Regions from separate parts of the Homo sapiens genome. Here all the other regions are linked to region 2. Evidence: chromatin contacts called from ENCODE Hi-C data. All regions are on one chromosome and are shown on one strand. The core of a region is the stretch at or near the end of the contact, and the rest is flanking DNA. Distances in the headings are between cores, read along the strand shown.

Region 1 (3,934 bases), core at 36-2,535, 3.7 Mb after region 2:
CCATTCGCGTTAGTTCTCAGAACTCTCTCAGAAGTTCTCTACCTTCTCTCCTCTCCCCGCCTAGATGCTGAAAGGTGATGGGAACTCGCGGTACAGGTACAGAGGCTATTCCTTTCCTAAGGAAGTGCTGCACAATGGCAGGTTTACCGTACTCAATTTTATAAACCCTCAATTAAACCAGAAAGCTTGTATATAGAGATTGGGTACCCCGCCCACCTCCTCAGATTGTCCTTTTGCCCCGACGCACTGCATCTACTTGCACTCTCCGATGCGGTTTGCCTCCTTCAAATCCAAAACACACATACCAGGCTCCCTCGCCGCTCCTCCAGTCCATGGAAGGCGCCCTTCTTTTTGCCAGCAGCGCGTCCTTCTCTCCCCGCCCGCAGGCGCTCACCTCTTCTCTAATCCCGGGGGCCCGCACAGGCTTCTCTAATGCAAGGGCACCCCGTACCATTCCCAAATCGGCGCGGGGACCCGTGAAACCCTGCCACCACTGTACACTGTCCATTGTCGAGAGTCGCGCGGGCACGCGGAAACGGCGGGCCCCGAAAAGTCTCAGCGAGCTTGTACAGCCCCAAGACATTCCCCACCCCCAACACATCCCGCTCTTGTTCCTCCTTAGGGGGAAGACGGAGTAAAGGGGAGTTGAAGAGGTCCCGAAGCTCCTCCTGGTCCCCCACCTCCATCCCTGCCCTGGCAGCTGGCTCTGGCCTCTGGGCTCCGCGGTGCCCATCCCTTCAGGGGTCAAGTACAAGGTCCTCGGCCGAATCGCCTCCCCGTTATACCCTCCCTCTGCCTTGAGCGCACAAACGCGAGAGAACCCTCGAACGGATGCCATATGGCAGAAACAGGATCGCGGGCGCTATGAGGGGCCAGCCTAAAAAGATCTCCTTCACACCCCCTCAACCCCTAGCCTTTCTCCCTACCCCGCCAACCCCCACTAACCACTTCTAACTTCCTCAGCCCAACCCTGTCTGTGCTTTCTAATTCCCACCCCCCCGCCCCTGGACAGCAGCCATTCGCCCGGCACTCACCTCAGGGAGCAAACAACGCCCCTCTCCTCCACCCAGACCGCCCCCCCTTCCGCCCTCTGGAACGGCGTGGTCCCTCCGCTCACCTCGTCTCTTGGCTGCCCCGCGCGAGTTTGAGTGTGTGTCTGCCGCGTAATTGTATCCGGGACAGAAGGGACCTGTGTTTGTGCGCTGAATCAGGTGTCGCCGCCTTCGGTGGTTCGGGGGCGTAAGGGAGGCTTCGGAGTTAGCGTGTTGGCTAAGGAGGGCTCTCTGGGTTCACAGTTGATAGCAATGCTTTAACCGTGTCCTCCCTCGGGTCCTCAGCGCGCCTGCTCGTCCGCAGCTCCCAGCGGGCGGCCAGGCCCCCCGCCCCCCAGCCGCGCCCCGCCCTGCGTGCGGCGAGCAGAGTCGGAGCGCGCCGCTGCCCTTCCGCACTTGGCTCAGCGGGGCACGACACGGGCCGCCACGCGCTCAGCCTAGCATCACTCGCCTCTGACTGCGAGCGCCTCCAGCTCCCCGGGCTGGGGCATGGATGCAGACGCGCCTTCGTACCACGCGCTCGCAGGCTGGGCAAGGGGCAGCGCGTTGGGATCCGGCCAGTCGTCCGCTGAGCGAGGTTGGCTTGCAGGCTGGGACTTTTCGCGAGCCCTCTGGGCGCTCGAGTTGCGAACTCTGACAACGGCACGTGGCCCCGCCCACTCTTCCCTCTTTGCGAGGCGTGTCCCGCGCCCTTTCTGCCACCACCCACGTAGTCCCTGTGCCCGCCTTTTATCATCAAGGCGGCTCAGTGAGCTCTGCGTGTTGATGTCGCGCCTTTTCTCATCTTCCTGCCTTTCCTGCCTCACTTCTGCTGAATCCATTCAAAAGTTATACTTGGGCAAGTGGGTGGAGGAGTTAGGAAAATTAAAAGAGGGATGCTTAGGTGAGCAGGTACCTGCACTGCCGCCAACCCAGGCTTCAATTCTGGCTCTCTTGTAGCGGAAAGCCTTAAAAAACGCGAGTTTGGGGATCCTGAAAAAAAGTAAATAGGGTTGCTGGGCTGAATAACATCCCTCCTCTCAGGCTCCTGCTGAAAGGGCCATTCATGATTTGCCTGGTTGAGCCTGTGGCGACTTTATTCTGACGAATCTGCCTTTGCCAGCAGCATAACCTTGCCAAGTTGGCGTCTTGACCAGCAAGCAACTGTGCCCAAGGAAGCCTCTCTGTGGTGCCTCAGACCTGAGAGGCCGAGTGCCTTTGAGCGCCTGAGGTAGATTGTGAGTTTCATGAAAACCGAGAAAGTCTAAGTGTGCATGTGCGTAAGATATTTTATATATATATATCTCATATATATATGAGATATGTCTATATAACGTGGACTGAATTGTTTATTGTTTATGTTTCGTGTCGAGCATAAATTCCAGAAGCTAAGATGCTTCCATAGCACACAAACGTTATGCGTTTAAACGTTGGAAATCAAAAATGCCATGTCAGGTCATTCTGTCCTTGTTCCAAAGTGAGATTCAGAAATAGGTTGGGATTTTCTGCCCTTAGATAAGAAAACGGAAATTATATTTTACTGTATATGTTATCAGTTAATGATAAATTAAAAAACTAATATACACTGCTGTTATTGTAAAATCCATATGCTCAAGAATGTTCATGGATGGAGAGATCTTCAAATGCCATTTCAAAAAAGAAAATGCACTTTTCTTCTTTGCAGATTAGGAATTTGAACATATTCCCTGTGCAAAATGCAGGGAATATTTTCACAGCCTTTGTACCTGATTACCATACTCTCTATTTATTTCTTATTTAAATTGCACTAGAAAACCTAAAGTAAATGAAATGTAACATAATAAAGAAAAGAGAATTTAGACATTTACTTTAAAAGCTTTATTTCTCAAAGGTCAAGCTTCAGTTTCAAGCTACTGTTTGATGATGCATATGTAAATTCTTGGTAAAAACTTGATCATTAGCAATTAAAACAACTTTTTTCTTTTATTATATAAAAATGTTTAAAATTGTTTCACCACATCCTTGTCCTTAAAATGGTGTAAACTGACCATTGTGTAAGGTTTTTGTCAGATTTTTGGATAGAAAAGGAGTATATATTATGTGTAGATATGTCCATGTTTATTGTTTCTCTAATCTATCTATTTTTGTCCACATTAAATACTGATTATTGAATTTCTCACAGCTCTACACAGTAAGGGTGTTCCATAATGTAAAACAAGTTTATTCAATCATCATATGAATAGTTGAAATACACTTTTGGAGTTTGAAATGATAAAAGCAAGAAATCAGTGAGGTTCATTTCACCGCCCCACCCCACTTTTCCTTTTTTTAATGCTCCCACCTTTAATTGTTAACATTATTGGCTAAGTGGTTGAATAAATGAATAATGAAAACATTTGCTACTTCTCTTTAAGGAAGGATGCATATTTTCCATATTTAATGTATCCTTCAAGCTCCCATTCAGATTAAACAAGATTCTCCCTATCATCTTTAGTTTATAGAATGTTGAATGGGACAGCATAGCCTGCAGTGAGAAAGTTTCAGCCAATGTGGAGTATGGTATTAAAATTCCCTCATTATTTCTGTGGACTATATATATCAGTATTCTCAATTGTTATTTTTTTCAGAAATACTTGTTATAATTATTCACCCCATATAACTTTATTGGAAAATATAAACAACCATATGTGAGATATTATATAAGTTTTGTAATCATTCACCATTAACTCTGGGATCAGACTTCCTAGAATTTGAAGAAGAAATTAATGAAATCAAACGTAACTTAATAGTAGTAGTAATAGAAATTTTAAAATCCTCTTAAAGTTTCTGCAAAGTGTGATCCCTGCCCCCTTACACTCAAGTTAAAGGAGAATGTTAACAGCCTGTCCTGTCTCTGTGGACAGTGGACCTTATCTATACTCCCC
Region 2 (4,190 bases), core at 349-2,848:
ATATGTAAATAGAACTACACATGGCACACACACTTGCACAAGGGCTTCAGAAAAACGTGCAATATAGGTGAGAAAAATGTCTATTGAAACTTTCTCACAGGCTGCCCTTATAATTAAACTAGTGTTGGGGCAAGCAACATCTGTTTCAAGTAGATCAGGGACTAGCAAACCTAAAAGGCAGCAAGCAGCCTGCAGTTTGCTCAATCCTTAAGAATACATGGTTCATACAACATGCTTTTACTATGTCTTAAGTGTGACTTTTGAAAGATACAAGTGTTCTGTGCATATTTGTGTAAATAAATACATAATTTTCCACCTTGTATAACTGCCTTAAATTTTTGTATGGTTTAAAAAGAGTCTGCTGTCTCCCTTGGGGGTAGCCTGGTAATTTTTATATTTTACATTTTTCACAAAGGCTGCAATTACCTTAGAACTGTACTCACACTACTTCCACATGAGCGTGTAACACTAAATAGGAGGTATTATGCTATTAACTACCTTTCCGTCTATTAATCACTCAGTCAAGGAACAATGAGTAGCCACATGAATTAAGCATTTTATTTAATTATCACGGACCACCTTAAATATTACTTTACAAAATTCAGGCCTATATTTAAAATAGGTGTCCTGATAACTTCCAGGATATTATTCGGAACACCCGTTTCCCCAACTACGATAAGTCCATTGCCGGATGCTGAATAAACTTCGCCCATTACCACTTGGATTTCTTGATAGTCTGCAAGAGAAAAAAAGCATTATAAAACTCCGAGCTGTGTACTTACCTCACTGTTTTGAGATCTTATCAGCTAATTCAGTTGGTTGTTAACTCAAACTACAAAAGCCAGCAAAACGGGCCAACTTTAGCTTTCCAACGTCCTGCCGCTAAGGCGTTTCAGATTAACTCAGAAATATCAAAAAAGAAATGTACCTTATGTTTCCATCATCCATCGTAATGTGTTCAGCTCAGCTTCCTAGAAACATTGAACAACGGTTTAGAAATTTTGCCCAATAACCCGGCACCCTCTAGGTTTTTAACAGTGAATGTTACTTGTGCAAGTCAGAATCTGATACCAATTAAATGGTGACAGCTTTGCCAATAAACAAGGATATGCTCTTCCATGGCTAGGAAGGGAGACTGCCACGGCTGACAGGTCCCAAAGATACATGGAGATTCACAATCCAGAATTAACCAGCAACCAAACTGCTACAGGTTATTACTCACCATCTGGCTCAAACTGACGGTTCTCGGGGTGCTAGGGCACAAGAGCGACAGAGTAGACTCAAGATGGCCACATGACACAGACGGCTGAACAGGCTTCACCGGAGTCCCCGAGTGCACGGAACCTTTCCCCGAGGGCCCACGGCCCACGCACGCCGGGGTTCAGGGTCCAGGGCTGCACGTGGACGCCCGGCGACCTAATGAGCACTCAAGTCCGCGCATGCTTGTAAACTTAAGGGTTTCCAAAGCCGCCCCCGACCTACCAATATCCTGACTGCGCTGCCTTTTAGGTAAGGCAGTAAGTTTCGGCCCAATTATCATTTTAACTTACGAAAGACAACTACGTACTTTCACCTAATCCCGACGCTTCCCGAATGTGAAAGGCCGAGGCCTTCGGCACACGCTCTCTTATAGAACTGATGACGCTATTCCGGGGGAAGCGCCGCGAGGGGCGGAGCCTATGCTGTTTCACTCCCCGCCCCGCCTAGCCCCGCCGCGGCTCCACCTGTTCCGTCTACCACCCCCTTCGCGGCTCCTTTCCCCCCTCCCCCGCACATGGTCCACGTCTGAGCGGGTCACCTGGCTCCGGATCCAGACGCATGCGCACATACGAGAGCCAAAAGGTTCTCGCATAGCGAAAGATCCTGACGCTTACCGGTGTAGGTCACGAAAGCGAGGGGGATTTTTTTGGTATTTCCTGTTTAGGATACTTATTTTAGACAATATTAGAAAAAGGGGCCGAACGCGGTGGCTCACGTCTGTGATCCCAGCACTTTGGGAGGCCGAGGCGGGCGGATCACTTGAGGTTAGGAGTTGGAGACCAGCCTGGCTAACATGGCGAAACCCCGTTTCTACTAAAAATACAAAAATTAGCCTGGTGTGGTGGTGAACGCCTGTAGTCCCGGCTACTCGGGAGGTTGAGGTGGGAGAATCTCTTGAGCCCGAGAGGCGGAAGTTATGGTGAGCTGAGATCGCTGGTTAGCATTTTACAAATTACCTAATCACTACTCAAAAACAAGAAAAGTCTGAGAAACTATTATGCCAGAGAAAATGATGCATAATGATTAAATGTAATGTGGTATCCTGGCTGGGATCTCCAGCAGAAAAAGGACATTAATGGAAAACTAGCGAATCTGAACAAAGTGTGGAATTTAGGTAATAGTGCCAATACCGATTTCTTTATTGTGACAGATATACCATGGTATTGTAAGATATTAATGGTAGGGGAAATTGGATGAAGGGGGTGTGGGGACTCCATTTTTGCAAATTTTCTGTAAATGTAAAACAAAGTTTAACTTAAAAAAGCAATTATAACCTTACAGTCTATTATACTTTCATTTTAAGACAAAGTAGTGATTTAGTAGTGGTTTCTATCTACTTTAGTGTGAAATTTGTGGCTGAGATGACAGTATTTCTAAGTTTGACTTGAGATCAAACCCAATGAATTTAGCTGCATTCAAACCAAGGCTTTGAGCCTTTGGATATTCAGGAGAGACAATGTGGTAACAAATAAAAGAATTAAAAATTGGTTGGTAAATGAAGATTGGCTTAAGGATTTTATTTTATGTATTTATTTATTTAGAAACATTCTTGCTCTGTTGCCTAGCCTGGAGTGCAGTGGCATGATCTTGGCTCAGTGCAACCTCCACCTCCTAGGCTCAAGCGAGCCTCCTGCTAGGCGTGTGCCACCACTTGGCTACTTTTTTTTTAAGGTTTTTTTTTTTTGAAAGACAAGCCCTCACTATATTGCCCTCAGGCTGATCTCCTGTGCTCCTGGGCTCAAGTAATCCTCTTTCCTCGGCCTCCCAAAGTGCTAGGATTGCAGGTGCAAGCCACTGCGCCCAGCCTAAGGATTTTAAAGATAGAATGCAAGGTGAACCTGTTAGAACTGATCAAATGATGGCTAGGTAACATTTCAGTTCTGCTTTTGATACATGGAGTGAACAGTTCATTATAGAATATTTATTCTTCAACAATGCTTTTCCCTGCACTATATCTTTTTTCCTTTTGTGGTTTAGTGTTGAAACTGGTAGTCATCAGAAAAATTTAACATAGAATGGCACATCTGTCATATGAATGCTGAGATGAATAGGAGAAAATATAGTGAGGAAATAACCTGTGGACTTATTTCTATCTTAAAACACTTAGCAAATCTAAACTTCCAGTGTATACTAGCAGCGTGATACTTCTGCTGTAAAAATTGGTTTTGCTGCAGTAATAAAAGTATAGTGTATTGCAGTATGATCTAGTGTTAAAAAAAAAGCATAGTGTCCAAAAGAGAGGAGATGGACGTTCCCTCCTATCTATATTAAAATATTCTTGTCAGTTCTGAACATCTTGTTCAGTTGTTAAACATTTACTAGACTCCAGCAAATGTTTATTGAGCAGACATGGCCTTTGCCTCAAGACTTGAGAATATAATTGAGTAACTTACAGTTAGTGCCATTACAATGTTTTCCAAATCATTCAAAGTTCAAAGCAAAGAAATTAGTTCTTATTTTTCCCTATCCTTTATTTTCAGTATTTGATATATTTTTGTATCAACCAATGTATTAGTTATCGATTGCTGTATATCAAATTAGCCTAAAGCCTAGTAGCTTAAAAAAAAATAAGCACTTACTATCTCAAATAGTTTTTGTTGGTCAGGAATCTAAGAGCAGCTTAACTGGCTCAGTGTATCTTGTGAGGTTGCAGTCAGGATGTTGACTGGCATTGCAGCCATCTGAAGGCTTGACTGGGGCTGGTGCGGCAGGATTCTCTTTCAAGGTGGCTCATTCACAGACCTGACAAGTTAATGCTCATTGTTGGCAGGAAGCCTCAATTCCTCAGCATGTGAATCTCTCCATAGGGCTGCTTGACTGTCCTCATGATTCTCGTGGCAGCTGGCTTTCCTCAGAGTGAGTGACTCAAGAGAGGAAGCTCCAACACTTTTTATTGTGGCCTACACACCATCACTTGTTAGAAGTTAGTT
Region 3 (3,813 bases), core at 1,237-3,736, 4.5 Mb before region 2:
ATCAGGACTTCTCTAATGCCCTGGGGTAGAGTTGTCCCTCCTTTCTGTGCTCCCAACGCACTTTCTATACCCATCTACCAAAGCAGATTAAAAATACCCTGTATTAAAAACATTGTATTATGTTTGTGTCTAGCTCCCCCACTAATCTGTAGATTCCTTAGTTATTCATCTTTTATATTCTATTTTTATTTCTTTCGAACTCACCCAGTAGTTGGCATAGTGCATGACATATAGAAAACATTAAATACATTTGGGAGATTTAAGAGTGCCTATGTGTTTAATGTTTTCCTGGATAATGATGATGATTAATGTTCTAAAGTGCAGTTAGATTCGTTAATAGCTAGTTTTCAAAACTAATTACATCCTATTCAAGATCTGGGAGTTGGAATCTGAGCCTACAATTAAAAAAACATTTTAACTAGCAGTAAATATTCCAAATATAAAAGCCTAAATCATAGTGATATAAAAATAGGTTAATATACTACTCCGCCATTTAATTGTCATTAGATCAAACATGATCCAAGAGATCCTCGAAATTAGGATTGGGTTGAGTATATACTTGGTCACTATTCATTTCTGGGTCTAAGAAATCCTTTTAATATTAGTATTAAAAATGAAGTATATGGCCGGGCGCAGTTGCTCACGCCTGTAATCCCAGCACTTTGAGAGGCCGAGGCGAGCGGATCATGAAGTCAGGAGATGGAGACCATCCTGGCTAATACGGTGAAACTCCGTCTCTACTAAAAATACAAAAAAATTAGCCGGGCGCGGTGGCGGGCGCCTGTACTCCCAGCTATTCGGGAGGCTGAGGCAGAAGAACGGCGAGAACCCGGGAGGTGGAGCTTGCAGTGAGCCGGGATTGAGCCACTGCACTCCAGCCTGGGCGACAGAGCAGGACTCGGTCTCAAAAAAAAAAAAGTGTATGACCTTGAAACTGATCAAGAGCAACTTTCCAAGTGAGATAAATGACGTGAAAAATCATATATTAAAGTGACCACATTTTACTTAACTCAAAAATTATCTTGGATTTGTGCCATTTTAATTTTCACTGGGTAACTTTATATGGAAAAATCACCTGCAATATGAGGATAAACTTACCTATTTTCCAGAAGCCTAATGAGATTTTTATCAATGATTACAATACTTGCGTGTCTGTCTGGGATATAATATGAACAAGACAGGCTGATGGCTTTGGAAAATGTGCCATGTTTCTACTCAATGAAGCATGAAAAGTGATTTGACAGAGTGCTTCAAGAATGCACTTTGCACTTGTTTTCCTCTCCTGCCTTCAGGAAGATAAGTGAGACAAAAAAAAAAAAAAAAAAAAAAAGACTAAAGTTAGTATTCTTCCTGAATCCATTTTTGAAGAATCCAGTATAATTTTTAGAAAATATTTCCTCTAGAGAAGACATTGTAGGAGGCATAAAAGGGGTCCGCATGTGTGAGCAATTAAAGGTTAGAAGTTTTAAGATTCTCTCATTCCTTCATTCCCACCAGGAAGTCAGTGGTCCATCCTACCTCAGTCTTTCTCCCCTGTCCTTTAAGCTGATTCCTGGCCAAATTCAGAACGGGCAGAAGCAGTAAATCTGGCCCTCTGGACAAGAGATTGAGTTGGTTTACAAAAGTTTCACAAGTATCTAAATCTAGGCCGTTACTGAATCAACTGGATAATCAGACTACCTGTGTCTGACTCTGAAGTGCAGATCAAGTTGATATCGTTGACAACTGGCCAAATCTTAGGACTGGGCCAAGGAAATGGCTGGATGTGTGTGTGTGTGTGTGTGTGTGTGTGTGTGTGTGTGTGTGTGTGTGTTGGGGTTGGAGGGCGGGGTCCGATAGTAATTATGGGTGGGGCCAAAGTCCTACCTCGTAAACAAATGCTACACGAAACATGTAAAAACGTTTATCTATGTATGTAGTGAAGCTTTAAATACATCCCAAGACCCATGCTTATCCCAATACCCACGTCCCTCCAACGACACTGTTACCCCATGCCACTGCTATACAGAATTCTGGTGTCTACCATGCCAGAATCCCTGCCCAAAACAGGGAGGAGGTAAATGGCTGAAGGCCCAGCTCCAGGCACTGTAGAAAATGAGGAAAGTCTAGCGGCAAAAAGAAAGGGCAGTCCCCTCTTCCTCTAGTACTCCTAGCCACATGCTGGACCAATTCACCCCAGGACCTCCAGGCCCTAGATTCTCATTCTTTCCCTGGCCCGAAGAGGACAGAAAAATCAAACACACGGGCTCCCACGTCTTCAGGAAAGACTTAGCTTAGCAGTCAGCGGAAGCACCTCACTACTAACCTCGCTCCTTTCTCCTCTCCTACAGGGGGCTGGAGTTCCCGGCTTCCCACCGGCCAGACGCGATTCTGGCTGGGACAGCAACACCAAAAACGCCAGGGCTAGGGAGCCCAGTTCCCCGTCCGCAGTTTGCGCATGTGCGAAGAGGGGCTTCTGGAGGAGCCGGGGGCTTAGTTGCTAAGAGACACAGCTGGAGAGAGAAGTTCCGCTTAACGCCGGGCTGCGAAAGGCGGGGACGTCACGCTATTGGTAGGGAGTAGAGAGAAAGGGCTGGTTTAAAGGCCTTTTTTTCTGTCCATTGGATGAACTGGATGTCAATAACTCAGGCTGGGTGGGCGGGGCTGAGAGAGGTCGGTGAGAGCGGCCTTAGCAACCGCCAGTGAGCTGTGAAGACTTGGGTTGGGCGGGGCTGCGGGAGGTGACGCCGGGAGGTCCCGGCTGAGAGCGCCGGCTGCCGGCTGGGGACCTGGTGAGTGTGAAGCTGTAACCTTCTGCTGGGGCCGGGGCCGAAGTTTTTCCGCCAGAGCAAGGAAGGCTGCCCCTGGCAGCAACTGCACTCCTTCCTTACTCCTGTTGAGATTCATTTTATAGTAGGAAATAGGTACTTTAATATAGTTTATCATCAATTATTCTGGTTCTGCTAACTATTCCAGTTATATAATTTATCTTTCACCCATATGTGTGTGTATTACAGGCATCTAACTACCATACAAGTTCAGACCAATGGAAGAAAAGAGCAGCAAAAATTGAACTGAATGAATCCCAAAAGCAAGAAATTAAAGACGCCTTTAATTTATTTGATATTGATGGGTCTGGAACCATCGATGTAAAAGAAGGTTCTGAAATTATTTCTAATTCTAAATCATTTTAAAAACCATATTATTTGTGGCAATCTTTAAGGCTTTCTTTAAAAGTAGTCTTCTGAAAGCTTAATATAAAGTCTCTTCAGTGCATATGCCTGCCCTGCATTAGCAAAACGATATCTTGTTAAGCATTTTAATTGTGTTTTATAAATGAGTAGGCAAAAGCCCAGGGTGTAACAGTGATGTACATGATGGCACAGTAGGACTGAAACACAGGCCTGCTGACCTAATTTTCTGTTTATGCTCAGTCCATAATAGAAAAGAGAGAAGCTCTTAATAGGGAGTTAAAAAGCTTAGAAAGAAATCATGGCATATTATAATTCCTTTTCTTCCTATTTCAGATTGCAGTGTGGGCCTTAGGATTTGAACCAAAGAAAGAAGAAATTTAAAAAATGGTAGCTGAAGTTGATAAAGAAGGAATTGGCACCATTAGTTTTGAAGATTTTTTTTTGCCATTATGAGTATAAAAATGATATAGTTATGATTTTATTTTTCAAAGAAATACTAGCAATAACCTGCTACATTTTAGGGCTGGAGCAATCAGAAGTTTTATAGAGAAGCAATTAGAACTAGGTTTTTAAGGATGGGAGATAGGAAGAGCAAGATTAAATATGTTTTCAGGGTAGTAATGAGAAGACTATGATGTGG
Region 4 (4,107 bases), core at 821-3,320, 4.5 Mb after region 2:
ACAATTATTGGTAGTTTAAATAACTGAGATAAATACTGTAATTATGTAGACTTCATTACTTGAATATTTAAGAAACAATTTTCTTCCCAGATGTAAATTTTTATATTACCTTTATTGTTTTAATTTTACTTTTTCTGTTTCATTCTTAGATTCAGGGAAAAATATTAAATTATTTCATTATCACCTTGGAGCCACATTGCTAAATAGTTCAGATATTACAAATCTTTAGCCAAGACCAAATTGTGTTTTTTTTTTCAATTTATAGCCCAATTATTAATATTTAGAGACCATGTTTCTTTTATGCAGTTCTTGGTATCATCTTTTTCTATAGCACTACATTTTACACAGTTATTTCTTGCCTTTTACGGCTGGGAATCAAAACACATACGAACTTCAATTTTGTTGTAATAAACGTTAAAATTTGTGAACATTTTTAGTACTTCAGTAAAAAGCTCACTCATTGGCAGAAGCGTTCCCCAGATCAGGAAAAAAGGAATTAGGATTATCTATGACCACAAAGTAACATTAATTAATAGCAGTCTTTGGGAGCAAGCAGCAGCGCCTTTAAATCTTAGATTCTCTTGTGTCTGCAAATTATCTTTTATCTTTCAGCTGTGAAATTTTGTCTATGAAGTAATACCACGAGCAAATTAGCAATAGGATTGCAAGGTTTTTATAGTCCCGTGCTGTAGAACAATTGGCAGTAATTTGAAAAAGACCGTCCATAACGCTGTTTTTGGTCTGCGGCTAAATTTGCAATTGCATAGTTTCATTAAGGAGAACTGGAAAGAGGGCCCAGAAGTTGTTCTAGCAATCGGCAGCAGTTTATCTATTTTAAATCGTAATGCATACTTTTTTTTTCCTCCTACTGAAAACAATGGCAGATATGCTAAAGGGAAGGACACATTCTTGAACTGCTAAATGGTTTTTCCAGATAGCCATTTACGGAGTGCACTCAATTGCCACTATCTGGCTGAAAGCAAAAGCACACACGACGGCCCCTTTTCTTTTTTCCCTTTGCAAAGCGAAACAGTCTAGACGTGTTCACGTGATGTGAATGACGTCAGCCCCCGCCGGGTCGCGTGACCGACACCCAGCCTTCCTACTACCTCCCCCTGACCGCCAGAGTGGGAAATATCGCGAGAATTCGCCTTACTATCAGAACTTACTGAGGTTGCAGGGGAGTTACTCAGAAGGGAAGGGAAGGTGTGGTTGTGCGGCGGAGTTTTTGCTTTCATTCTTTTAACGTTCACAGCCAAAGCAAAGGCCTTTGGGGATTGCCAGAGTCTCAGCCACCATCCTGGAAAACAGCGGGGGAGGTGGGCCTGGAGGTGGCAAGTGTAATGTGGCTCAGGGGCCGTCATTGCCCCTTGCAGAAGGGGCTGCGGGGGAGGGAGAAAACCTGCGCCCGGTTCTGGGGAGCTGGCGACGCAGTGAACCCTGCTGAGGCTGGGTTTTGCCCCGACAGTCGCTGGTGGCTGTGGGAAGGGTTGGGACCCTTCTCTGAGAGCAGTGAACAGCCCACATCCGGCCCCTGCTGTGTCAACTCTGAGCGGCGTGGAGATGAAGTGGTTGCTCTCCCTTGCTCGGCCCACCGGGTGTCGTGGCCCGGGAACCGGCCTGGAGAAGTCCCTGCTGCCCGGCGCCCAAAACAGGGGCGTGGGCTTCCGCGACCCAGGGCGGCTGCCCCGGGCCATCCTCGAGTTGCCCTGCATCTTCCCGCTCAGTCAGCCCCAGATTGAGGCAGCCTTCTCTGTGCGGGTTTAAATGGGTAACTGTGACTTCTCGCCTCATTCACCCAAACCTCCAGTCTTCTCCCCCGCACATCCTCCTCCACCCACCTGGTTTCTCCCTAGACTGGTGTGCTCGTGTGTGCAACCAAAGGAGGGAGTGCGAGAGATCCACGAAGGGACAGGCTTGGAGTCGCTAGAGGGAGGTGTGGGACCAGCGAGGAGGGGGCTTCGCCAGGGAGGGGGTGCTGGCAGGCGGAGGGAGCGGCGGGAGGAGGCGCCGGAGGAGGAGACGGAGGCCTGGGGACGGCAGAAGAGGCTTCGCCTGAGCCGAGCGCTCTTTCTCTCGCCGCGCCGTCTTGAAGCCGCGCGGGCTCGTGAGCAGCGCGAGGCCGCCAAGGTGCCTCGCTTCGCCGGAGCCGCTGCCGCCCGCCGGAGGGAAGCCGGCCTCGGGCGCGCACGCTCGTCGGAGCCCCGGCGCGCCCCGCGCCTGAGCCTGCTGACAGCGGCCGCTGGGCTCAGGCTGTCCGCTCTGGGCTCCGCGGCCTCGGCCCCGCTGCACTCCACCTCCGCCCCCTCGGACTCCCTCCCCTCTGCTTCTACTCCTCCTGCTCCAGTGCGGATCGTTTCGCAACTGCTTGCCACTCGTCCCGTGCCTGGCTGTTTTTCCATTTCCCGGCCCCCTCTTCTTGAGTACTTTACCCCCTGCATTTGGGGACAGGGACTGGAAAAGGGGCGGGTGGAGCGTCCAGTGGAGAAGAAGGAAGCGAGGCCCGCAGGAGGAGGAGGATCGGCGGACTGTGGGGAGGAGACCCCACGCCACCCTTTCTGGTCATCTCCCCTCCCGCCCCGCCCCTGCGCACACTCCCTCGCGGGCGAGCTACTTTCGGACCAGGAAAGTAAGAGCGGCCCTGGGTGACAGCGCCGCGGGGCCAGTCCCGGGGTTAGCCGCGCGTCTGCTCGCTTCTGGTCCGTCGCGCTCCCAGCCAGGGCACAGCCCGGACCGAGGATGGCTTCGACCACAACCTGCACCAGGTTCACGGACGAGTATCAGCTTTTCGAGGAGCTTGGAAAGTAAGCACCTTTGCCCGGCATCCGCATATCCCCTTTCCAGCTGAGGGCGGGTCGCGTTGCCCCCGACCCACCGGCCTCCGTCTTGGGGCGAGGGAGTTTGGGAGAGGAATGGGAGGAGGGCCCCTGGTTTGTCAGCTCTGGGGAAGGTGCTGTCTTAATAAAGGGAGGGAGCACAGAAGGGGTAGGACCCTTACTCCAACTGTGGCTCATTTTGATGGTCCCTAGCCCACCTTCTCCCGGTCCCCCACCCTCCTGCACTGAGAGACTTAGTGAATTTACGATCTCTGCAGTTGTAGCTATCATCCTGAGAAGTGTGCGCGCGCGCCTGTGTGTAATGTGTGTTTGGAGAGGAAATTAGAACCCATGTAAAATGCAACATAGATCATGTTTTCTGTAAATAGAGATGCCTCCTGGTTAGCCGGCGTGTCGGCCGTATGACCCAGGTACTGATGAGAACTCACAGCCTCAGACGGTGCCATATTTATTGATGCCGAAAGTTCAACTTGGCATAGAGTCTATTTCGCATCCAGTAGTTGTTCTGTCCAGGAAAAGGGCCACCCAACAGAACCCAACCCCTTGCCCTATATCCAGTGTTGTTCTTTGCACCAGATTACCGCTCACCATCATTCTTCCTAGGATTTACGTGTGCATCTTTGCGTTCTCTGGGAGGATTTATTTATACAGGCAACGGAAAAGCCCTCTGGAGACTGAGAGCGCTCTTAAGCGTAGCCTAGCATTGTGTAAAACCACCTCCTTCACCCGACTGGCAGAACTACTTGGAGATGTTAGGGAAGGAGGCAGGAGACCTACTGAGGACTTATGCAAAGGGACCTAGGGGCCAAGCCGTGAATGCTGATTTTTGTAGCATGGAACCCAAACCCAATTCCTCTTTCACTAGTTTCGACTGTTACTTTTATGAAAGGAGTGCGTTTATATGTATGTTGTTGGTTTATACTGTAATTAAAGGAAAGGTAAATATTTTTAAAAGTAATAAAAATTACATATGTATATATTGTCTGGTGTTAAAACATGGAGAATATGTCGGAAGAGCAGCTTAATTCAAATCTCTCCCCTCCCCCAGTCCAAAACAAGGCATAGAGAAATCACCATACCAGGATTTGTTAAACCACACTAATGTGCTCAAGATTTATATTTTAATGAAAATAATCGTCATGTTTACTTACTTGGAACCACATTAATTTTTTGTTTCCTACCAAAATAAGTAGGCAGCAGATTTTTTTGCTGCTCCTCGTCTGCTCTGTTCTGTGCAGGGTTTTTCTCAGAGCATTTGGTGCTGTGAGTG
Region 5 (3,755 bases), core at 844-3,343, 4.6 Mb before region 2:
GGTGGACTAGGTATGTGAGATATGGGGGGGAGAGTCATGGATGACTCTTAGGTTTCTGAATTTTGCAGCGGGAAAAACTGAACAGAGTTGAAGTTTATTTTGTTGGAGGAAATAACGGGCTCATGAAGTTAGTCCTGAAGTATCTTTGGGACACTCATGAGAAGAGTTATTGTACAGTGCTATTCAAAATATGACCCACAACGATTTGTTACTGCTTCATGACAAGTACAAAACAGGAGAATAAGTATATAGAAGCTTTTATTGAAATTTACAGAGTAATTTCACATCTGTTTAATAAAAATTTTTCCTTATTTTTCTAGAAAATCATTTTTACTGTATTTTAGAAAAGTGCTGATCTGTGACCTATTATAAATTTTAAAGTCTTCACCACAGAGAGCTTGAGAAGCATTTGGCTAAAAGGCAACCACATCAAGGCGCAAAAACAAAAGATTTACAAATATAAATCTGACACTGAAGAGACTATAGATGGGAAACTCTGGGCACTGGATGAACTTGCCAAGGAGACAGGATTTATTGAGAGGAAAAAAAAGGTTTTGGACTAAGAATTGACGAACTTCAACATTTAATGGTCAAGGGAAGAGGACGAGCCTGCAAAGAAAAATGATGAAACATCAACAAAGATGAAGAAAACCAGGCAAGTTTGACAACACATAAGAAGTTAAGTGTTTCGAGAAGGAGGGAATGGTCAACAATACCAAAAGTTGCTGTGGTCACGTAAGGTTTATCAACACGGAGATGCTCGGAGACCACACCAGGAACAGTTTCCATGGAATGATGGGGTGGAAGTCAAAGAGGAATAGGCTAGGGAGAGTATGTAAGTGGTGAGGCGGCAGAGACCACTCCATTTAAGAAGCTTGGCAATGGATAGAGAGACGGTTGCAGGAAGAAAATGTGGAGCTTTTGTTCTGATTTAAGATGGAAGAGAAATGAGCATGTTTACATGTCAATGGGAAGGATCTAGTTCAAAAACAAGTTGAACCTTCAGGACAGAACAAGTTGTCCTCTGATACCTAAGGCAGAGTGAAAATACCATGTGAACTCTAAATTGTCTTTAAGGTCTGATTAGACATAAAAGTTTTTGCCACTAGTCTGGTCCATTTTTCAAAGCTATTACACATCAAATATAAATTTTCAATTTTTAATTCAATTTATAAGACTTTTCAGTATAAATACGTTCTCCCAAATCAAAGGAGCTGTCATCTAGGAATGGCTTTTAAGTCAAACACATCTGGACTCAAATATCGGCTCTGCCACTTAGCACCTGTGTAGCCTGAATGGAATCACGTTAACTTTCCTCCCTCTATAAAACTGTCATTACTATACCCATCGGTCACGGCTTCTGTAGAAATTAGATGAGCTATATATACTGCTAACACTAGTGTGCAGTTACTAGCAGTTATTAAATATCATAACCTGCGTAGTACTGGAAGAAAATGCTATCATCACTCCTAAAGGCAGAGTGATCCACATTTTTACTGAATTGGTTATTTAGTTTTTTAGGATAAGTATCCCATGTTCGCTAGTTATGAACAATTTTGCAATTAAATGTGTCGTTAATGTTAAATGAGACAAAGCGTTTCAAGTGCAACTTAAAAATTCAAAATAATTTACAAAAGAGAAACCTTGGACACGGATAAACCATTTCAGCCTAACTTCTCCAGTGCAGGCGCGGCTACGTTTGCATGCTTCTTACATACAGAAGTCTTACACGCTTCTGTGCCGCTCTCAGACCCATGCCACGCCCAACTTTCAAAAGTCTCTGCACCCCAAGTCAGTATCACTGAGTCTCCCGCCCCTCAGGTTGCGCCCCCTCGGCCTCTAGTCTCCCACCCGGAATTCTTTACCCTTTTCTAATAAGTTGGTCACCGTCAGAGTCCCGGAGGTTGCCGCGAAGTCTGATCCAGCAGAAGGAGCCCGTGCCTCCGCACAAGAGGAAGCAGCAGAGGGCAAGGACGAACCATTTTCCGCGCTTTGGTTCAACCGCTTTCTATTCTTCTTGGAAGACATGGTCACAAGGTACCCTAGCCGAAGCAGTAGAAAAGCCGACTCAATGTGCGCGCTTCAACTGAGAGAAAAACTTCCGGGGCAGAAGTCAGCGAGGGTCCGCCCCTGCGCCGTAATCCCCTGAGTGGAGCGCAGCAGTGCACAGCGTGGTGGGAGGGACTGAGCGTTTTCAAAACCAGCAGTCTTTGAAACAGCTGTAACGGCATCTGTGAAAGAAGATAGGTTCCAGGAACGGAACTGCCACTTAGATTGTAAATTCCTGAAAAACAGGACGTTTTTGCATCTCCTCCCGGCTTCCCCATCCCTAAACCAACGTCTGTTGAATTAAACTACCAAACAAAATAAGTGAGTGGCGGTGGGGGAGGAGGTTTTCCCCGCTTAACTGGAGCGGGGCAAATTGCTGAGAAGGGCTGGTGGACCACTTCGCGGTCTCCTTGGCATAGCTCTGCAGAGTGGTAACCCCAGCTCAACTCTGAGGGTATTGATGGCACTCTTCTAAAATGTACGGCCGCGATCTCCGCTCTGGAGCGCGGAGGGGTCATTTGGGCAACGGACGAATTAAGCGGCGTGGAGATGCGGCAGCCACTGAGCTGGGGCCGCTGGCGCGCGATGCTTGCCCGAACCTACGGCCCCGGGCCTTCGGCGGGTTACCGCTGGGCCTCGGGCGCACAGGGTTACGTGCGGAATCCGCCAGTTGGAGCGTGCGATCTGCAGGGCGAGCTGGACAGATTCGGGGGCATCTCGGTGCGCCTGGCGCGGCTCGATGCGCTGGACCGCCTGGACGCTGCCGCCTTCCAGAAGGGCTTGCAGGGCAAGTGCGCCTGGGACGAAGGGCTCCCGGGGCTCCAGAGCTTTTCTAATGAAATAACCGCGGCCCCCACTCCCTAGTCGCTCTGTGCACCACTGTCGAGCCCAGAGGGAAAGGGAGAAGGCACGCGTGACCTGGACCTGTTTTCTGGAGCATTCGTGCTTAGACCTTTTGCTGGGAGGTCTCTAAGGCGGTTGGGTGAAATGGTGAAGATCCCGGACTTTGGGATCTGCAACCCTGGTTGCTGGTCCACTTTCTACTGTGCGACATTCGGAAATTGCCGTAAACCACCATTTCCTCTTCCACAGACCCCGGTGATAAGAACTCCTGGAATTACTGAGAGTTAATTTGGATAATGCACATAAAGTGCACAGCACAGTGCCTGCCACGTATTTAAAGCTCAGTAGATGTTTGTTAATATTATATTATTACATTATTAGTATCCTTTACCGAGCCTTGGTTCTGTCGGACACTTTTCCCAAGGAAAAAAACTCTTACATTCTAATACGGGTGGTGGACTGAGTGGACCAAAGAGGCTTTTCTTTTTTATTTTTAATTTTTGTGGGTCCATAGTAGGTGTGTATGTTTATGGGGTATATGAGCTATTTTGATAGAGGTATAAATGTGTAATAATTACATCAGGGTAAATGAGATACTCATCACCACAAGCATTCAACCATAATCCAGTTACTCTTAGTTATTTTTAAATGTACAGTTTGTTTTTTTTTTTTTTTTTTTTTTTGAGAGAGGGTATCATTCTGTCTCCCAGGCTAGAGTGCAGTGGTAGGATCAGGGTTCACTGCAGCCTCCAACCCCTGAGCTCAAGCAATCCTCCCACCTCAGCCTCCTGGGTAGCTAGGACTACAGGCGCGCATCTGGCTTTTTTCTATTTTTTCTAGAAACGGTGTCTCACTGTGTTGCC
Region 6 (4,296 bases), core at 892-3,391, 3.5 Mb before region 2:
TGACAGGAAATTTATGTTTTTTCTTTAAAGGCATGATCACTGATCTTTTCATAGATAAATTTAAGTTTAAAGGCACCAATGTAAAAACTAAAGTACCCCTTCTATTGGAAATTCTGGACAGTTATGACCAAAATGCATTGATTTCATTCTTCGATGCAGCATGACATACAAATAAGGTAAAGTCCCAAAGAAGTGGTCTGTTTAAATGAAAAATGTTAAAAGAGAATTAGAAGTTAACTGTGTATGTACTTTAATTTCAAATGCTTTTTTATATCTAAAAATATTTGAGATATAATGGCTTTTTAAAGTAATGCTTCTATTTCTTTTGACAAATTGAACTTTCTAAAACTAAAAGAGTCTTTTTATTTTTAAAACACAAGTAGAATGATTTAAATAGGATTTTAATGAATTTTTGGCAAGTGGCTGTTTTAATTTTTAAATTGAGAAGTAATATGTGGAAAATTAAAATATATTCAAATGTATTACAAGGTACATAAACACATAAACATGTAGACCGCTTTATAGGCTTCAAAATGTATTTTTATATATTACCTTATTTGATCTTCACAACTGTTGTAAAATTTGTCAAATCATATAAGAAAACTGATTCTCAGTGAAATTTTGTGATTAAGAGGACATGCTAATATTTTGTAAAGCTGGGACCAGAACCCAAGTACTGGTACTTGCTTTGTGTCCTGGTTACTATGTATGTTGCCAGCTAGTGGAAATAACCTACCAATTGTTTTTTCTAGGAGATAGGATTGATTTGCAACTGATATTCCTTTTGCTTGGTAGTGTTTTATGACTCTGCTGCAGTTTGTGGAAATGCTGGACTTGGCTCAGTGCTATAAATTGTAGCCAGGAAATAAGAAGAGCTTACACAGAGTCGGGGGATCTTAATTAGACATGCTGTAACCAGTGGAGCTATTCAGCGTGCTTCAAGTGAAGAGTGCAGAAATAGTGATGCCATCTTAGATTTTCCTACACTAGTATCTTCTAGATCTCTTTTTATCATATATGACATTAAGGCTACAGAAGTTTTGTGCATTAATCTTAATTCATATTTATTAATTTCAAGGGAATATTGAAAGGTTTTAAAATGGCATACAGATAATGGAAAATAAGCTTTATGTTTCAAGAAGGGCAGACTCACGAATTTTTTAGAAAACAGTGCTTCTTAATGATATGCTATTATACTTATTAGTTATGTGCAAGCTTTGTATATTCTTATATTTATATATAAATATAAAAATTTGTTAAAGGCACGTATAGTTAAGAGAGTTTTATTTTAATAAGGTCATATTGTTTTTACTATGTTTAAAAAACTTTACTTCTGAAAGGAACATAATTATATCTAGGTCACTAGAACGTCATTGTGTTTTTTGTTGGTTGCCACAGCTTGGGGAAAAATAGAAAAAAATTAATGACTGTATTTGAATATTTTGTAATGCACTGCTATTTATTATATATATCAACAGTAGTTCAAGGTGCCATCTTAAATTAATTGCATCTTCATTAGGAAAAATAAAAAGCATAAAACACAATTTCTGGTTACTATGAATAAACGCCTAAATGTTAAGATGACATTACAGTCTTGACACTTGAGTACTGTATTACTATGTGAGCTCCGTGTTAAATAATTTATGCACATTATTTAATCCTAACAACCATATGACTGTAGTTATTAGTCCCTATTAACACATAAGAAAACGGAGAATCGGAGATACTGAAAAACGTGCCCCAGATTTTAGACCTTTGGAAAAAGTCACTTAAGCTAACTAGACGTCCCAGAGCTAAAGGCTGGGCAACCCAAATGATAGTCGCCAAAGTTTAATTCCGTTTAATTCCCTAAAAGGCTTAGAGTCAGCCTTCGGACAGCCTCGCTCACTAGGTGGCTCAGCTTAAAATAATCGGAAGCGTCGGGCCCTAAATCCTACCTCTCCCCGCCCCGCGCAGGCGTTTTCTCCCGCCCCAGCCAGTTTGTTTCTCCCTCCTGCCCCGCCCCTGCTCAGTTTCCTTTGGTTTACCCTTCACTCGCCTGCGACCCTGTCGCCTTGAATGACGTCAAGGCCGCGAGCGCTTTCATTGGTCCATTTCAATAGTCGCGGGATACTTGAACTGCAAGAACAGCCGCCGCTCCGGCGGGCTGCTCGCTGCATCTCTGGGCGTCTTTGGCTCGCCACGCTGGGCAGTGCCTGCCTGCGCCTTTCGCAACCTCCTCGGCCCTGCGTGGTCTCGAGCTGGGTGAGCGAGCGGGCGGGCTGGTAGGCTGGCCTGGGCTGCGACCGGCGGCTACGACTATTCTTTGGCCGGGTCGGTGCGAGTGGTCGGCTGGGCAGAGTGCACGCTGCTTGGCGCCGCAGGCTGATCCCGCCGTCCACTCCCGGGAGCAGTGATGTTGGGCAACTCTGCGCCGGGGCCTGCGACCCGCGAGGCGGGCTCGGCGCTGCTAGCATTGCAGCAGACGGCGCTCCAAGAGGACCAGGAGAATATCAACCCGGAAAAGGCAGCGCCCGTCCAACAACCGCGGACCCGGGCCGCGCTGGCGGTACTGAAGTCCGGGAACCCGCGGGGTCTAGCGCAGCAGCAGAGGCCGAAGACGAGACGGGTAAAGGGATGCGGGATATCTGCAGGAGGGTGGGTCGAGCAGGGTTTGGCATTGGCTTAGCAGGCAGAGAAGAGTGGCGAGAAGGCATGTCCTGGGCTTTTGGAAGGGGGCCAGGGTCTGGAGTGCAGTTGGTGCTGGTGTGTGGTTTGCCACAGTAGGAGTTCTCCCATATTAGCATCAGGACCCCGCCAACACTGTGTGTATGCTGCCGGTCTGCTCTCTATAGGGGGCATCTGCCTGTACATAATGGGGTCAAACCAAGCTCTAAAACGTGTAGTCTTCGCTCAGCTCCGCGCCTTTCTCTCCACTTTTAAACCCCAGGCACTGCTGTAGGACTCTGACCCCTATCCTCCTCACGCTTAAGAGATGACCTCTACTTTAGAAAAGCGTGTACAAAATACTTTGCTTTTGGCAAATTCCGCCATTTTAGCCGGATTTGCTCTGTTGCTCCACCCTCGGGCGACAGTGGTGAACCAACAATTTTTTTGCTGTCTTTCCTAAACTTGTCACGTATTGGCCTGTCACCCGACCCTTCTTGTGGCCCTGATAAGTTTTGCATAATTCCACCTAGTGTTATCTATTGATAGCCTTTGTGGGAATGCCTGTGACAAATGGGAACATCCCTTCTCTTTTGAATACTGAAACTCTTCTTTGTCCCAGAAAGTTTAATTCCTGATAGAGTATTTGGGAGAAAAAGCAAAGGCCAACACCCATAAGAGAAAGAATGCAAGACTAGTAGGCTCAAAGCCAGTTATTAATTTTTTTTTAGGTTGCACCCCTTAAGGATCTTCCTGTAAATGATGAGCATGTCACCGTTCCTCCTTGGAAAGCAAACAGTAAACAGCCTGCGTTCACCATTCATGTGGATGAAGCAGAAAAAGAAGCTCAGAAGAAGCCAGCTGAATCTCAAAAAATAGAGCGTGAAGATGCCCTGGCTTTTAATTCAGCCATTAGTTTACCTGGACCCAGAAAACCATTGGTCCCTCTTGATTATCCAATGGATGGTAGTTTTGGTAAGTTTTAAGGAAAATCTGTGTGGAATTACGGTAATTATAATTATTAGATGATATTAATGATTTGCATTTTAAGATGTCTTATGTAGTCATTTTGACTATAGTGAGTTAGGTTTAATGTAACAAGGCTTAGAAAGGATGTGACTTATCTCAGATCTCACAGCTAACACTTGACTTGGTGACATACAAAAAGATCCTTATCCAGTGCTCTTTCAGGTTCACTGCCAGTCACATCAATCTAATTATAATTAGATCTTAAATGCTTATTTTAATCTGATCCCATAAATGTGTTCTTGGTTGGGAGAATAGATTTCAGTTTTATTTAACTCACTTATATATCACTTAGTGCTATTTGAAGATGCAGTCTTAAATATTGTGATTACATAACGTCTCTTCCAGTTTTATAATTTTGTTTCTATAAAACCAGTCTGGATTAGCATCTGATACCAGAAAGTGACACTTTTCCTCCTACAAGTAAATAGTTGTACCATGGCTGTTTACTCTTACCCATGTATTAAAGTAGCTTCTGTAAACAGCTCTTTGCAGTTTGTACTATTTCTTTGCCCTAGGGATATTGAGTCACTGGACAGCTCACTAAATCCAATCTCATTTTAGTTTTAGTTGTATTGATTGTGAGGAAGGAGGGGTGAGCAGGAAAAGTCCTTTGGAAATAAT
Region 7 (4,053 bases), core at 880-3,379, 4.4 Mb after region 2:
TTACAGGGTAGCATGATTAAAACTACCTTTGATAAATTACAGTCAAAGATTGTGTCACCTCAAAGGCCTTGAAGAATATATTTTCTTGGTGAATTTTTGTATGTCTGTCATATGACACTTGGGTTTTTTAATTAATTCTATTTTATATATATATATATGTTTCTTTTCCTGTGAAAAGCTGTTTTTCTCACATGTGAACAGCTTGCACCTCATTTTACCATGCGTGAGGGAATGGCAAATAAGAATGTTTGAGCACACTGCCCACAATGAATGTAACTATTTTCTAAACACTTTACTAGAAGAACATTTCAGTATAAAAAACCTAATTTATTTTTACAGAAAAATATTTTGTTGTTTTTATAAAAAGTTATGCAAATGACTTTATTTTATTTTTATTTCCTGCATACCATTAGAATAATTTTATTTCATTTCTTCAAATTACCAAGCACTGTAATACTATAAATTAATGTAATACTGTGTGAATTCAGACTATAAAAAACATCATTCAGAAAACTTTATAATCGTCATTGTTCAACCAAGATTTTGAATGTAATAAGATGAATATATTCCTTACAAATTACTTGGAAATTCAATGTTTGTGCAGAGTTGAGACAACTTTATTGTTTCTATCATAAACTATTTATGTATCTTAATTATTAAAATGATTTACTTTATGGCACTAGAAAATTTACTGTGGCTTTTCTGATCTAACTTCTAGCTAAAATTGTATCATTGGTCCTAAAAAATAAAAATCTTTACTAATAGGCAATTGAAGGAATGGTTTGCTAACAACCACAGTAATATAATATGATTTTACAGATAGATGCTTCCCCTTGGCTATGACATGGAGAAAGATTTTCCCATAATAATAACTAACATTTATATTAGGTTGGTGCAAAACTAGTTGCGGTTTTTCCCATTAAAAGTAATAAACTTACTCTTATACAAAGTGGACACTGTGGGGAGATACAGAGAAATGGAAGATACGGATCCTGCCTGGAGTAGGTAACCTTGCTTGGAAACCCCACATGCAAACGTCATGAGGAGAATTAAAGGAGTATTATCAGTAATGAAGTTTATCATGGGTCATCAATGAGCATAGATTGGTGTGGATCCTGTAGACCCTGGTGTTTTCTTTGAAGTGCCCTCTCCTAATGCAGAGGCCTTGAAGCTTACAGTATACACTTGAAAAGTCACAGATAGCTAGAATTATGATCTTTGAAGTTATAACTGTGATCTGAAAATGTGTGTGGTGGTATGACAGCATACCATTAAATACATTTACATCACAGCTCAAAGGACTGTGATATAATCCATTTATATCACAACTCAAAGGACTGTGATATAATCCATTTATATCACAGCTCACAGTTTCTGAAAATGTATAAAAGAATCTATAATCTAGTACTGAAATTACTAAATTGGGTAAGATGATTTAAATGATTTTAATTTTAACATTTTATTTCTAGAATATATGGCTCCATTTTATTTTATAGTGTAAAGTTGTATTTCCTAAAGTTTGTGTTTTGTCGACAGTATCTTTTAAATGAGTCTTAAAAATAAAGGCATATTGTTCATGTTTTTCTTTCCTGGTGGCACATAAATGACATGTCTTAAAATAGATGGCATCTTATACATTTTTTAAAAATAGACATCTTTACACTAAAAAAGAGTTCTGAAGAAAGTAAGTTTGGGAGATGCTGGGTTAAAGAACGTCAAAGGAGTCACTTTAATGCAGGTTTTTCTTTTAGAGGAGTTTTTAAAATCTTAGCTTGTATTGTAACCCTGACAGAAGGAAAATGTTATACAGTATTTCATAATTTCACCACAAAACTGCTGTCTGTGGCACAATGCACAGGACTAGGGTTCTGAGGAACTATACTGTTATTGGAAACATAGTGTAAACATAGAATCTTCTAGAAGTTCCTAGAAAGACAAAAAAAGAAGCAAAGAGGCAAATTAGGATTAAGAAATACCAGTAGGCATCACCTATTGTGATGTAATTCTAAGTTCTCTATAAATGATTATAATCTTCTCAGTGAAAATAATTTAGCCCACAGTGTTCTACTGGAAATGGCTTCATGGATGTTGATCACTGTTTTAGAGAGTACCTGCCACCTGCCCAGGGCTCTAGGCAGGATGTGGTTTACAAGAAGTCTCAGTGTCTTGCCCTCAAGAAATTAAAATATAATCTAATAGTCATGTATAAGTCATGAACAAAAATGTTTCTAAAAATGCTGGCAGCAAATCACTAGGGATTTCAAGATGGCCAGGAAGGAAAACACTGTGTCCTTGAGTTTTGTGCCCTAATCACTGATGCCATGTTAATATGAGGAATTCATTCTCAGGTGTTAGCTTCCTAAACTGTGATCTTCAGGATGTGTTTCTAGGCTGCCTGTGGTTCTTTCAAGTGTCAACTGCACCTCTTTTAAACCTCTGATCTTTCTTAGGGTTTCAAAAGAAACTCTCATTAGCTTTGTCAGAAAATAATTTTTGAATATGGCTATGTTTCTGGGTTGAGAAGGGATATAAAAACTTTTTTCCAATGAAAACATCAACAACAAAAATATTTGTAGTACCTTTCAGCCAGTGAAAACATCTACCTCAGGTCTGTCAAATTTCAAGTCTAACTAAAGAACTTGTTTCATCTGTTTTTACATACTCTTTCTTCCTTTTTTCTAAAAATTGAATGGATATTTTTGTTTTCTTGACCAGACCCCTTTTAAAATTCTTAAGAACAGAGGAACACTGTCATTGATAGTTGAATAATAATACTTTTTTGTACTTTCAACATTCCTCTCTGAGAATATACCATATTAGTGCGCACATCTCCACATTATTTCTTTATATTACTGAACAGTATTTTATTATATAGATATGCCATTTTTTATCTTTTCACATGTTAATGGACACTTGGGTTGTTTCCAGGTTTAAGCTAATATAACTAAAAATGCTATGTATTTTCAAGTGCAGGTGTTTCTTGATTTTCTAAGGCACATGAATTTTGCATCAGGATCAGCTTCCTAAGCATTTTATTCATACCATTTTTGAACATACAAATTGTGAATTTGTCAGTAGCAGAATGTGTGATGTTGGCAGGAAAAAATTTCCTTGCCAAAAGCAGCACAATTCCTCTATGGTAAACTAATAGCTAAATTGTTTCTTCATACAATGACTTCATAGAATTCATTCATTCATTCAACAAATACTTGCTGAATCTTACTCTCTCAGGCAATGTTCTAGGATCTTGGGATATATCAGTGTATGAAATGAATAAAAATTCTTACCCTTGGGCAGGTTATCTTCTAGCTGAGTGAAGCAGACAATAAATAATAAACATAACTAATTATAACATTATATACCATATAAAGTAGTGTGAAAAAAGAGTAGATCAGGATAAGGGGAGGATTCATTCTACACCAAGTTTATCCATCCATTCTTTCAGCATTTGTTAAGTGCCCCATGTAATGGTGTGCATCGGGATGTGATGGCAAGTGACATCACGCAGAGTCCTTGCCTTCGGGTAGTGCCCCTACGTTCAGGTGGTAGTGCACATTCTCCTAGAAGATGCAGCCATGAACCCAATAATCAAACACTTCATCTCCACCATCCTCCCACCATGGCTACCCCACTTTCCTGCTTGATCTTTCTCATTAGCATTTAATATCCTTCAGAGTTTACTCACAAGTTTTCCTTGTTGTCTGTTTCATTCCCCTAGAATATAAACTTCTTAAGAAAAGTGACTTCTGTAAGTTCTGTTTACATATGCATGGCCAGTATATAAAATGATGTCCTACTTATACTTAGCACTCAATGTTTTTGAGTGAATACATAAGATAATCACATTTATCCATATGTTCAACCACATTTGCCTAAGTTTCCACTTTCTATTTCTGGTACAGGGATTTCATTGTTGAAAAATAGAACTAATCATCCTTAATACCTTTAACAGCAATGATATGAAATGCAGAAATTTCTAACACTATAAAAAACTAACTCTAATAATGTATAGTTATAGCAACAGGGTGTTACAGCAAAAGTGAAGCAAAAATT

The links. Hi-C counts contacts between places; a loop is a spot of excess contacts on that map. Pooled maps may share reads with other maps.
Region 1: a map of B cell shows a loop between it and region 2 (13-fold over the local background). The contact joins the promoter of UGT8 here to the promoter of SNHG8 in region 2. A Hi-C loop is called at or near these places in 1 of 168 maps with a recorded cell type or tissue (B cell), 3 of 37 single-sample maps with no recorded cell type and 3 of 50 pooled maps.
Region 3: a map of B cell shows a loop between it and region 2 (11-fold over the local background). The contact joins the promoter of BBS12 here to the promoter of SNHG8 in region 2. A Hi-C loop is called at or near these places in 1 of 168 maps with a recorded cell type or tissue (B cell), 1 of 37 single-sample maps with no recorded cell type and 10 of 50 pooled maps.
Region 4: a map of CD8-positive, alpha-beta T cell shows a loop between it and region 2 (17-fold over the local background). The contact joins the promoter of CAMK2D here to the promoter of SNHG8 in region 2. A Hi-C loop is called at or near these places in 5 of 168 maps with a recorded cell type or tissue (CD4-positive, alpha-beta T cell, CD4-positive, alpha-beta memory T cell, CD8-positive, alpha-beta T cell and 1 more), 2 of 37 single-sample maps with no recorded cell type and 18 of 50 pooled maps.
Region 5: a map of CD8-positive, alpha-beta T cell shows a loop between it and region 2 (13-fold over the local background). The contact joins the promoter of AFG2A here to the promoter of SNHG8 in region 2. A Hi-C loop is called at or near these places in 3 of 168 maps with a recorded cell type or tissue (CD8-positive, alpha-beta T cell and naive thymus-derived CD4-positive, alpha-beta T cell) and 9 of 50 pooled maps.
Region 6: a loop to region 2 is called in a map of CD8-positive, alpha-beta T cell, with 15 times the contacts of the local background. The contact joins the promoter of CCNA2 here to the promoter of SNHG8 in region 2. A Hi-C loop is called at or near these places in 1 of 168 maps with a recorded cell type or tissue (CD8-positive, alpha-beta T cell), 1 of 37 single-sample maps with no recorded cell type and 10 of 50 pooled maps.
Region 7: a loop to region 2 is called in a map of CD4-positive, alpha-beta memory T cell, with 11 times the contacts of the local background. The contact joins the enhancer-like site here to the promoter of SNHG8 in region 2. A Hi-C loop is called at or near these places in 2 of 168 maps with a recorded cell type or tissue (CD4-positive, alpha-beta memory T cell and naive thymus-derived CD4-positive, alpha-beta T cell) and 6 of 50 pooled maps.

The regions. Positions count from the first base shown.
Region 1 is chr4:114,596,158-114,600,091 of GRCh38, reverse strand. UGT8 (UDP glycosyltransferase 8) reads right to left here and starts at 1,285. Exons shown (of 6, transcript NM_001128174.3): 1 at 1,118-1,285.
Region 2 is chr4:118,276,170-118,280,359 of GRCh38, reverse strand. It overlaps SNHG8 (small nucleolar RNA host gene 8), which reads right to left and starts at 1,598. Exons shown (of 3, transcript NR_034011.1): 1 at 1,568-1,598; 2 at 929-971; 3 at 537-736. It overlaps SNORA24 (small nucleolar RNA, H/ACA box 24), which reads right to left and starts at 1,170; the gene lies at 1,040-1,170. PRSS12 (serine protease 12) reads left to right here. Exons shown (of 13, transcript NM_003619.4): 13 at 1-322. RefSeq lists a silencer at 1,771-1,820 and an enhancer at 1,891-2,070.
Region 3 is chr4:122,731,377-122,735,189 of GRCh38, reverse strand. BBS12 (Bardet-Biedl syndrome 12) reads right to left here and starts at 2,486. Exons shown (of 2, transcript NM_152618.3): 1 at 2,306-2,486. It also overlaps the pseudogene CETN4P. RefSeq lists an enhancer at 2,027-2,236 and a silencer at 2,597-2,816.
Region 4 is chr4:113,759,701-113,763,807 of GRCh38, reverse strand. It overlaps CAMK2D (calcium/calmodulin dependent protein kinase II delta), which reads left to right and starts at 2,070. Exons shown (of 21, transcript NM_001321571.2): 1 at 2,070-2,804. The coding sequence starts at 2,740. RefSeq lists enhancers at 803-1,341, 1,342-1,880 and a silencer at 1,874-2,283.
Region 5 is chr4:122,921,416-122,925,170 of GRCh38, reverse strand. It overlaps AFG2A (AAA ATPase AFG2A), which reads right to left and starts at 2,093. Exons shown (of 16, transcript NM_145207.3): 1 at 1,866-2,093. The coding sequence starts at 2,028. It overlaps NUDT6 (nudix hydrolase 6), which reads left to right and starts at 2,574. Exons shown (of 5, transcript NM_007083.5): 1 at 2,574-2,836. The coding sequence starts at 2,599. RefSeq lists enhancers at 1,732-2,101, 1,894-2,430.
Region 6 is chr4:121,821,728-121,826,023 of GRCh38, reverse strand. CCNA2 (cyclin A2) reads left to right here and starts at 2,141. Exons shown (of 8, transcript NM_001237.5): 1 at 2,141-2,608; 2 at 3,378-3,621. The coding sequence starts at 2,396. BBS7 (Bardet-Biedl syndrome 7) reads left to right here. Exons shown (of 19, transcript NM_176824.3): 19 at 31-1,695. The coding sequence ends at 164. RefSeq lists enhancers at 2,293-2,362, 2,553-2,602.
Region 7 is chr4:113,897,812-113,901,864 of GRCh38, reverse strand. ARSJ (arylsulfatase family member J) reads left to right here. Exons shown (of 2, transcript NM_024590.4): 2 at 1-1,581. Among named protein-coding and RNA genes, the nearest start is that of ARSJ, 80 kb to the left of the region's middle. Within about 2 kb of position 2,129, at least 5 of the 41 ENCODE cell types and tissues checked have a DNase peak (open chromatin) inside an H3K27ac peak, as active enhancers do.